Linked DNA regions of Homo sapiens: region 2 is linked to region 1. Evidence: read pairs that join two places in POLR2A ChIA-PET (ENCODE). Cell type or tissue: GM12878. All regions are shown on one strand.

Evidence for each region. Peaks named below come from ENCODE experiments on the same cell type or tissue, not always from the same donor. Only the 100,000 strongest peaks of a DNase experiment are listed, where the experiment ranks them.
Region 2: POLR2A ChIA-PET joins it to region 1 with 5 read pairs; 6 of 35 experiments call an interaction of 5 or more read pairs at or near these places.

What each region holds. Positions count from the first base shown.
Region 1 is chr5:119,312,742-119,317,741 of GRCh38, forward strand. It overlaps a transcript of TNFAIP8 not described here. Among named protein-coding and RNA genes, the nearest start is that of TNFAIP8, 41 kb to the right of the region's middle. In GM12878, a CTCF peak has its summit at 3,099; a DNase peak (open chromatin) is centred at 2,970; H3K27ac peaks cover 3,316 bases.
Region 2 is chr5:118,980,392-118,985,391 of GRCh38, forward strand. All of the region lies in intron 1 of DTWD2 (DTW motif tRNA-uridine aminocarboxypropyltransferase 2), which reads right to left. Among named protein-coding and RNA genes, the nearest start is that of DTWD2, 5.7 kb to the right of the region's middle. In GM12878, no CTCF peak of the experiment used is centred here; no DNase peak of the experiment used is centred here.

The DNA.
Region 1 (5,000 bases):
ATACAAAAAAAAAAAAAAAAAAAAAAGAATATGAAGATCTACATTCAGAAGGAAAATGTTGGGTAACTACAGTGAAAGAATACCAAAGGGCAGAGGTTAGCTCTCAGATCATGCAGAATAGGCAAATGTGGTAATTAAAAGTTCTGTAGATTCTGAATAGAATGTACATTTTTAAAAGGGAAAATGAAGTTCACTAGGATAATCTGTACTTGGGAAAATAGGCTATCTAATAAAAACCGGGACAAATACTTGTTTTGATTATTATTATAATCCTTACTTGGCTTAATATTAAGAAGGGTTAAATTATATTAAAAGAACCTCAATGAAGATGGGGAAGAATTACACTGAGAAGATATTATATGCAGTGAAAATGGTTGACAGTGCTTCAGAAATTTCCAGAACAATTGGGTAAGAGTGGTCAGCTTCGTATTTGTCATTTTTGTTATAGATAATTAGTTCAAAGCCAAGAATCTATATTTGAGTTCAAGACTACTTAACAGCTCCAAAGAAAATTCTTCTGCTTATTTTAAAAGCCCACTTTTTGAAATCTGCCACAAGCTCAAAGGAGTTTTACAGAAACCTTAAAGGTACTTGGAAGTCTGAGGGCACTCAGCTTGTAATGAAACATGAGGCTTTGGGGGCCAGGGTGGAGGGAGAGAAGGAAGGGGAGTAGGTTTTGCTTTCACTTTCTTGAGACCACCATTGCCAGAGCTGCCAAACCCCCAAATCCAGAGATGTTATACTGTTCCTAAGGGTCTCATAATAGGCACGGGCTTTGACATTTTCTTTTATTTTAAAGATGCCCTACAACAGGGAAGATATGCATTTGCTAAAGTTTAGTACTTGCCAAAATATGATAGCCTCCTTTTTAACAAATGATGTTTATTAATAGAATTGTCAGTACCTTTAATAATTTCATGGAAGTACAAATTATGTGTGCTTATTTTAAATTCTGGGACTGGTATGTTGTGAAGCAGCCTTAAGATGGAATGCTTTTATTTGGTACATATAAACATAATGTGATCCTTGTGCTTAAGAAGTTTATACACTAGCTGGAGCAACAAGGCTCAAGCACATGAAACATTTTGCATCTCACTTAGCTTTTGAATTAAGTGCTAAAGTGTATGCTGCTGACCAATTCATTTATTCAGCAAATATTAAAGTGCTTATTATTCACTAGGCATTCATGTGTGGGTTTTGAGGTTAAAGGGACAAACAAAATTAAGTTAGTTTTCCTTGCTATAGACAGAGTAAATGCAACTAGCATAAAATCTAGTAGAGGCAGCATAATTACTGGTTAAGAATGACCTGTGTCATGACACATGCCTGGCATTACAATCCCAGCTACTTGGGTGGCTGAGGCAGGAGGATTACTTGAGCCCAGGAATTCGCATCTAGCCTAGGCAATATAGCGAGATGCTGTCTCTAAAAACAAACAAACAAACAAACAAACAAACAAACAAAAAAACCATGTCTGTCGTCTGTTTTGTTCATTTGTGAATCTCCAGCACATGGGACAGGGTCTGGCCAGTGGTAAGCACTCAGTATTAGTTGCTGACTGAATAAATGCTGATAGAAATAGTCCCTGTCCTCTTGGAACTTACAAACTAGTGGTAAGACCAGGTTTTCCCGGATATGTTCATATGTTCTGTGAAATGTTTCCTCTCTCTGTCATATACACATGCACACACACACAAAAACAGACAGATTCAAAGACATACACGGTGCCCTGTGGTCTTGTTGATGGAGTCTGGAACAAAATTTGTGTATCATGCATCCTCTCCATATCCACAAACTTTTCTTCTAACCTTGTCCAACCCAAATCAGTAAGAACTTGAAACACTCACAGGTGGTAGAGTTGAGTTCATATCACTGATTGGGATTTGTTTTTTTGTTTTTGAGAACCAGAGAGACAGTACTGTGTAGTGGTTAAAAGCATCAGCTTTGGAGCCAGAGAGAAATAGGTCCAGGTCCTGGCTTTGCCTTGGATAAATTTCTTAAGACTGCATAAGCCTCAATTACTTTATCTATAAAATGAGGACATTAATAGGACCTGCTTTTCAGTGCTGTCAGGAGTTAGTAAGATTAAAGCATGTATGGCGCATAGTAAAGTACTGTACTCATCCTAACCACTTACTACAAGTTACCAATTATTTATTTTTTTTCATTATTTTCTGTCACCTAGGCTGGAGTGCAGTGGCATGATTTCGGCTTACTGCAGCCTCCACCTCCCGGGTTCAAGCAGTTCTGCTGCTTCAGCCTCCCCAGTAGCTGGGATCACAGGCACTCACCACTACGCCCGGCTAATTTTTGTGTGTGTGTGGTTTTTTGTTTTGTTTTGTTTTGTGTTTTGTTTTTCGAGATGGAGTCTCTCTTTGTTGCCCAGGCTGGAGTGCAGTGGTGCGATCTCAGCTCACTACAAGCTCCGCCTCCGGGGTTCTCACCATTCTCCTGCTTCAGCCTCCTGAGTAGCTGGGACTACAGGTGCCCGCCACCAGGCCCAGCTTATTTTTTGTATTTTTAGTAGGGACAGGGTTTCACCATGTTGGCCAGGCTGGTCTTGAACCCCTGACCTCAAATGATCCACCTATCTTGGCCTCCCAAAGTGCTGGGATTACAGGTATTAGCCATCTCACCTGGCCATAAGTTACTGATAATTCTTATTCCTGAAATGGGAGAAGAATCCTTATTATGTGTGTATGCATGTGTGTGTCTCCTTACTTTTTTCTTATCAAAAAAACAACAGACAATGTGTGTTGGCATAACCAGTAGATTGGCACACATTTGATGAGAATACTGTAGCCACAGTCTAGCTCCCAGGGGAACAGTGCCTTTCAGGGGCAGTGCTGTGCCACTGTCTGCAGAAGTTGGAGTCAGGCCCAGTGTTGTTGAACACACTGAGGAAGCTGGCAGAAGACCCCGAGGTGTAATGGACAGGAGGGAAGCATGTGGGCTGTTCATGACCTTGGAGCTTTTTTACAGGAATCAAGCTTTGCTGTCAGCTCCTGACAGGTTCCTGGTAGTGTCGTCTATCTGAAGATGAACCCCACCTCCACCACCCACACACACAGAAGTCTTGATTGCAGTTCCTGTGTGGGTCCTCTGGGTGTCTTCACACACACAGATTTGTTTATTATTTTAAATGAACTTGGCATTTCTCTGAGGCTGGTTTAATGGTGCCCATTAAAGAGATGGCAGCTCCAGAGTTTCTTCATTGTAGAGCTGGCATTTTACCATGTGAGGAAGTAATTCTGTCTTCCTACCTGTGAGGCTTATTTTCTAAATCTCCAAAACTGGAGTGTTTTTAGTTGCAATGTTAAAGCTGAAATAAATTTTTATGCACTAGTTCCTGTTCACCTAAAAGGGTAAAGAACTTTGCAGATTAGAACTACAGTTGACCTTTTTCTAGTTCTTCCACTTTTTTTTTTTTTTTTTTGAGACAGGATCTTCCTGTGTCACCCAGGCTGAAGTGCAGTGGTGAGATCATAGCTCACTGCAGCCTCTAACTCCTGGGCTCAAGCGATCCTCCCACCTCAGTCTCCTGAGTAGCTGGAACCACAGGTATGTGTCACCATGCCCAGCTAAGTTTCATATTTTTTGTAAGAAACGGTTTCGCCATGTTGCCTAGGCTCTTTTCGAACCCCTGGGTTCAAGTGATCCTCGCATCTCGACCTCCCAAAGTGCTAGGATTACAGGCGTGAGCCGTCACACCTGGCCTTCTCCACTTCTTTCTATGTCCCCTAATCATGTTGATTCTGGTACCAAGATAAAGAAGACCCTAGTGTGGAGAGATACAATGCATTTTTGAGTTGGGTTAAATTGATTAAATGACTTACTTGATGGTATTGATAAACTCTAAGGCAGAGATTCTCACACTTGGCTGCACATTAGAATCTCTTTCAAAAATCCAGGTGCCTCAGGCCTACTCCAGACTAATTAAGTCAAAATCTCTGAGGGTGAGACTCAGGTATCAGTATTTTTAAAACCTCCTCAGATGCTTCCAACATGTAGCCAATTTAAGAACCAGTGCTCGAGAACATGGCTCTCAACTGGGGGCAGTTTTGCCCTGCCCGCAAGAGACATTTGGTAATATCCAAAGACAATTTTAGCAAACTGGGAGGGGTTTGCTGCTGGTATCTAGTGGGTAGAAGACAGAGATGCTTCAAAGCATCCCACAATGCACCCAAAAGCTCCCCATAACAATTATGTGGGCCAAAATATCAGTAGAACCAAGGCTGAGAAACAATGTTCTAGAAAAATCAGGCTGAAGAAATGCCAGAGCAATGTATATGCCTGTTGTGAGGAAATAATAGCATGTAGAACTTTACATTTTTAGCCACCCGGCAAGATAATAAAAAGGAAGTAGTTTTGCCTCTGCCCTTTGAGCCTCTTCTGCGTCTGCCATCATGGAGGCCTGTCCTTGTGGCTGGTGCACCTCCTGGTTCCGATTTCTTGGGTAGGACTTCTTCCTGTAGTCCATAAATTTATTGTACTTGAATGGCTTGGAAGAAGACCCAAGTTAAGAACATTAAACCAATAGAAATTAGCCAAAATAAATAATTTTTAAATATGCTTTTAAATTGTTTGGCCTGATATAAAGTTTTCTAAAATTACAGAATGAACCATTTGAAAGTGATTATATAAGAAATTATATAAGAAATCTGATTCTATGTGCTGTAGAGACTTTTTATTCTTTCTTCCTTTTGATTAGATAAGGGGAGGCTAAGAAAGGCATTTTTTAATTGTATCAAAATCAGTTTTCTTTAATTTTGAGATATTCAGGATGCTTTCATAGCAGGTTATATTGACCTATATTTATCATCAAATATTTACCTTATATGATAATAATAATAATAATTATTATTATTATTATTTGAGATGGAGTCTCACTCTCTTGCCCAGGCTGGAGTGCAGTGGCGCGATTTCGGCTCACTGCAACCTCCACCTCCCAGGTTCAAATGATTCTCCTGCGTCAGCCTCCCAAGTAGCTGGGATTATAG
Region 2 (5,000 bases), 330 kb before region 1:
CCTTGAGTAATAAAGTCCTTTGTCTTTGGCCCAGGAATTTCATGTCTTTTGCCAGTGTCCATGAAACTGTGACAGGCTAACTTGTCCACTTGCAATTCGCCTACCAAAAGGACTTGAATAGACATTTTTCCAAAGAAGATATGCAAATGGCCAAAAAGCACATGAGAAGATGTTCAACATTATTAGTCAGCAAAATACAAATCAAAACCACAATGAAATATCACTTCATGCCTCCTAAGATGGGCATAATAAAATGGATAATAGTAAGTGTTGGCAGGAATGTGGAAAAAACAGAAAGCTCATACACTGCTGGTGGGAATGTAGGTGGTGCAGCTACTGTGGAAAATAGCTTGACAATTCCTCAAAAAGTTAAACATAAAACCATATGACCCAGCTATTCCACTCCTAGACAGTAATGGCAAAAACCACAATTACTTTTGCACCAACCTAAAATATATATTTAAAACAAAAACTGAGAGTAGGAACTAGAACAGATTATTTGTATACCAATGTTCATTGCATCATTATTGACAATAGCCAAAATGTAAAAACAACCCAAGCATTCATCAACAGATGAATGGATAATAGATCAACAAAATGTGGTTATACACATAAAATTCAGCCACAGAATTCAGTGAAATTTTCATTCATTTGCTACAACATGGATGGACCTTGAAAACATTATACTCGGTGAAATTAGCCAGACACAGATAGACAAATATATGATTCCACTTAAATCTAGAATAAGTAAATTCATAGAAACAAAAAGTAGAATAGAGGTTACCAGGGTCTCAGGGGAGGGAAAAATAGGAAATTACAGTGTAATGGACAGAGTTTATGTTGGGATGATGAAAAGGTTTGGGGTTTATACCATTTACATCGTGGTGATGGCTACACACATTATATATTTAATGTCACTAAACTGTACACTTAAATGATTAAAATGATAAATATTACGTTATGCAAATGTTACCACAATTTTTGAAAAAAGAATTAGACTGCCAAATAACTTGTCTACATAAACAGATCAGAGACATTTCTATCAGGTCAATTTCTCTACCCTTTGCAAGGTCAACAGGCTCAATACATACCTTTTCAACTAGGTTTCCAATAGTGAAAAATGAAAAACAAGCAAACAAACAATAAACTCAGCAGAAAAAAAAAATCCAACCCCTCCCTCTCTCTAAGAGATGGGGTCTTACTCTGTCACCCAGGCAAGAGCACAGTGGCACCTTCTTACCTTACTACAGCCTCGAACTCCTGGGCTCAAGTGATCCTCCCACCTCAGCCTCCCCGAATCTGCCTTTCTAACATAAAAGTGAAAAGCCAGCAATAGAAATGAGAATCTCATCACAGACAGACAAAGAATTCAGGAGATACAGGCTTGACTTTAAGAAATACAATAATTTAAAAATTGCTTACCTCAAAATAATTAAAAATACCCATGGCCAAAGGTAAAGGAAAAGAATCTTTAGATTAGAAGAAGGCAGAGAAACACCTCATGTAAATACTTACTACATGCAAGAAAAACAAATGCAGTCATACTGTTCATTATTATGTGGTGTAGCAATAATTCATTATTATGTGGTGTAGCAATAAAAATATGAAAGCTAAAGCAGCTCTGCCTCTTATTAGTCATCTGACCTAAAGAGTCTATAAAAGAGAATAACACTATTTAAATAGTAAGGTTGTCTCATGTATTAAACAAAAATGTAAAAGTACTTTGTAGCCAGTGAACTCTTTTTAAGTGATACCAAATTTTAGGCTAGACTATTTCTGAATATATTATCTGACTACATAAGCACTAATAGAAACTATGAATTATTAATTTTGGGAAAATGAACTCAAGGAATTAATGTGCTTTTACAGTCTTTGAAGAAAACTTCTACCTATCGGAGGGTAAAAATATAATTCCTATTTTTCCTAGGGAAAATAAATCAAACACTTAGAAAGCTCTAATGTGGTTTTTAAAACTGGCCATTCCTCTTTGAAGACTTAATTAAGGTTATGAAAAAATTCCCTCTTGACATATATCATTGCTTAACTTTGGACATACAATTAGCCTGCACAATGATTTGTAAATCAGTTAGCTTTCCACATATATTATGAATAAACTATTTCAAAGAATAAACATATTTTCTATACTAACAGGAAAGAACAAACTAATATAATAATTTTCTCTTGAGAATATATCTTTGATATATACAAAAATTAAACTTCAGAATACCCAAATTTTTACCCTAAAAGTTATCAATAATCTAGCTGATTTTAAATTTACCAAAATAGTTTGTTTTCTTTTTTTTTTTTTTTTTTTTGAGACGGAGTTTCGCTCTGTCGCCGAGGCTGGAGTGCAGTGGAGCAATCTTGGCTCACTGCAACCTCCGCCTCCCAAGTTCAAGCGATTCTCCTGCCTCAGCCTCCCAAGTAGCTGGGATTACAGGCACTCACCACCACGCCCGGCTAATTTTAGTATTTTTAGTAGAGACAGGGTTTCACCATGCTGGTCAGGCTGGTCTCGATCTCCTCTGACCTTGTGATCCATCCGCCTCAGCCTCCCAAAGTGCTGGGACTACAGGCATGAGCCACTGTGCCTGGCCCAAAATAGTTTATTTTCTAAGTGCTGATACTGATTCAACAGTTTCAGTTATTCTACATTAACTACCCTAGGAATTACCATTTTTCACTTTTCCCACCAAATTTGAAGACTGATTTACCAGTTGCTCAGTCAGACAACCACAATGATGTACAGGAGACCCAGAATCAAAACATAAATGCCTATAGGGGGCCAGCAGTTAACCACAAATGAGTTAAGCAGGAACGACTGGGAGCTACAGTGACCTGGAGAGATCATGCCCAATATACGGGCACAGCCAATAATACTGAGCTTAACCAACTGCTGCTCAGGAAGGTGGTCTCTGAAGCTGTCAGATCTTCCCACTGTCACAAAAGCCAGAAATCTGGATTTTTATATGAAACATCTTGATTTTGAACTATTAACAACTAATTTAAAAGCTGATAAAACACAGTTCAAAGCAAAACATCTGTAGAGTGCCAGTTTGTGGCTCGTGCATTCTTCTTAAACACCTGCACTCTTCCCTTCTCTCTCTCCTTTCCCCATTTTCTCTCTCTCTCTCTCTCTTATGATGTTCCTCCCATCACTTTTTCCTCCAGAATATCCAAGCCTAAAGAATAAGGAAAAGGTAATGATATGTGGAATTAAAAAGCCAGAGAAAATACCAAAACTCAGCATCCTGTTACTAACTTAAAAAGTCTGAAAATCTTGCAGACTTAGTGATGCCATTTCAACTGGTGATAATACCTACTGTGCAAACAAAATCTTAACGCTTCTTCAGCAAGGAGCCTGGAGTGAGATCAAGTACTTGCATGAGCTAGGGAACCAAGTGGACTGGAGCTAGAGACCCAATTCTGCTACCTGCCTGTTACCTGTATTTCCTCATCATTTAAAAGCAAACAGTAGCTGGGCGCGGTGGCTCTCACCTGTAATCCCAGTACCTTGGGAGGCTGAAGCAGGCGGCTCACCTGAGGTCAGGAGTTCGAGACCAGCCTGACCAACAGGGCAGAAAACCTGCTTCTACTAACAATACAAAACCTAGGCTGGGCGCAGTGGCTCACGCCTGTAATCCCAGCACTTTGGGAGGCCAAGGCAGGCGGATCACCTGAGGTTGGAAGCTCGAGACCAGCCTGACCAACATGGAGAAGCCCCATCTCTACTAAAAATACAAAATTAGTGAGGCGTGGTGGTGATGCATGCCTGTAATCCCAGCTACTCAGGAGGCTGAGGCAGGAGGATCGCTTGAACCTGGGTGGCAGAGGTTGCGGTCAGCCAAGATCATGCCATTGCACTGCAGCCTGGGCAACAAGAGCAAAAACTCCATCTCAAAAAAAAAAAAATACAAAACTTAGCCAGGCGTGGTGGCAGGCACCTGTAGTCCCAGCTACTCTGGAGGCTGAAGCAGGAGAATGGTTTGAACCTGGGAGGCAGAGGTTGCAGTGAGCTGAGATTGCGCCACTGCAATCCAGCCTGGGTGACAGAGCAAGACTCCGTTTCAAAAAAAAAAAAAAAGCAGCAATCTAAAAGTTTGTTACAAGAACTAAATAAAATATTATCATATATAAAATATCTAGGCCTAGTATGTGCCTGGCAGATGGCTGGTGTTTAGTAAATGGGTGTTAAATACATAGATATGGTGTATTATAATTCTTACAGCTTGTTACTTTTGAAAAGAAAACACTGGAGAGACAAAAACTTCCATCTCAGGGTCTATCTGATTCAGTTTGTGTGCATGCTCTCCCTGCTGTTTCTTCCCTTAAACAGGTTTTAAAACATGCTGTTTTTAGACATTATTCCATTATTCCTATGACCAATGATTTGCAAGTGGTTTATGACTCATCCTCAAATGCATAGCAGTAACTACAGAAGATATAAAAGTATAATTAAGATGCCTAAAATATTTCTGGAATGAGGCCCTAATTCTTCCCAGTCAAGCTTGTACCCTTTTATCACCATCCAGTTGCTTTTTTTATAAAATAAAAAAGTATAAATTATACAGCAAAAGTCATGTACAAAAGTCAAACTTGTCACCACCTTTCAAATATAAAAATATTACAGTGGCTGGCTTGTTGGGTTATAGAGCATTAGGCCCAAACTCCCTGACATAGTTTATTTTGCCCTTCCTGGGGCAACCACCACTAATCTCTGCAGCCTCGTCTCTCACCACTCCCTCCCTTCTCCCAAACTCCCCAAATACACTATATATTCTATACACTAAACTCTCGTACATACTGTTTCCTCAACCAGAGCTCACTTTTTCCTCCCTCAAGCCCTCTCCTCAGCCAGTCTCTTCCCTAATTAATCCTAAATATTAGAATCCAGATTAAATATTTCGTTATGTCCTTCAGTCTCAGCTTACATGTCACTTCCAAGATTTCCCAGATCTTTTCCTCATCTCCACCATACAAACTTAGGGTTAGGAGCACCT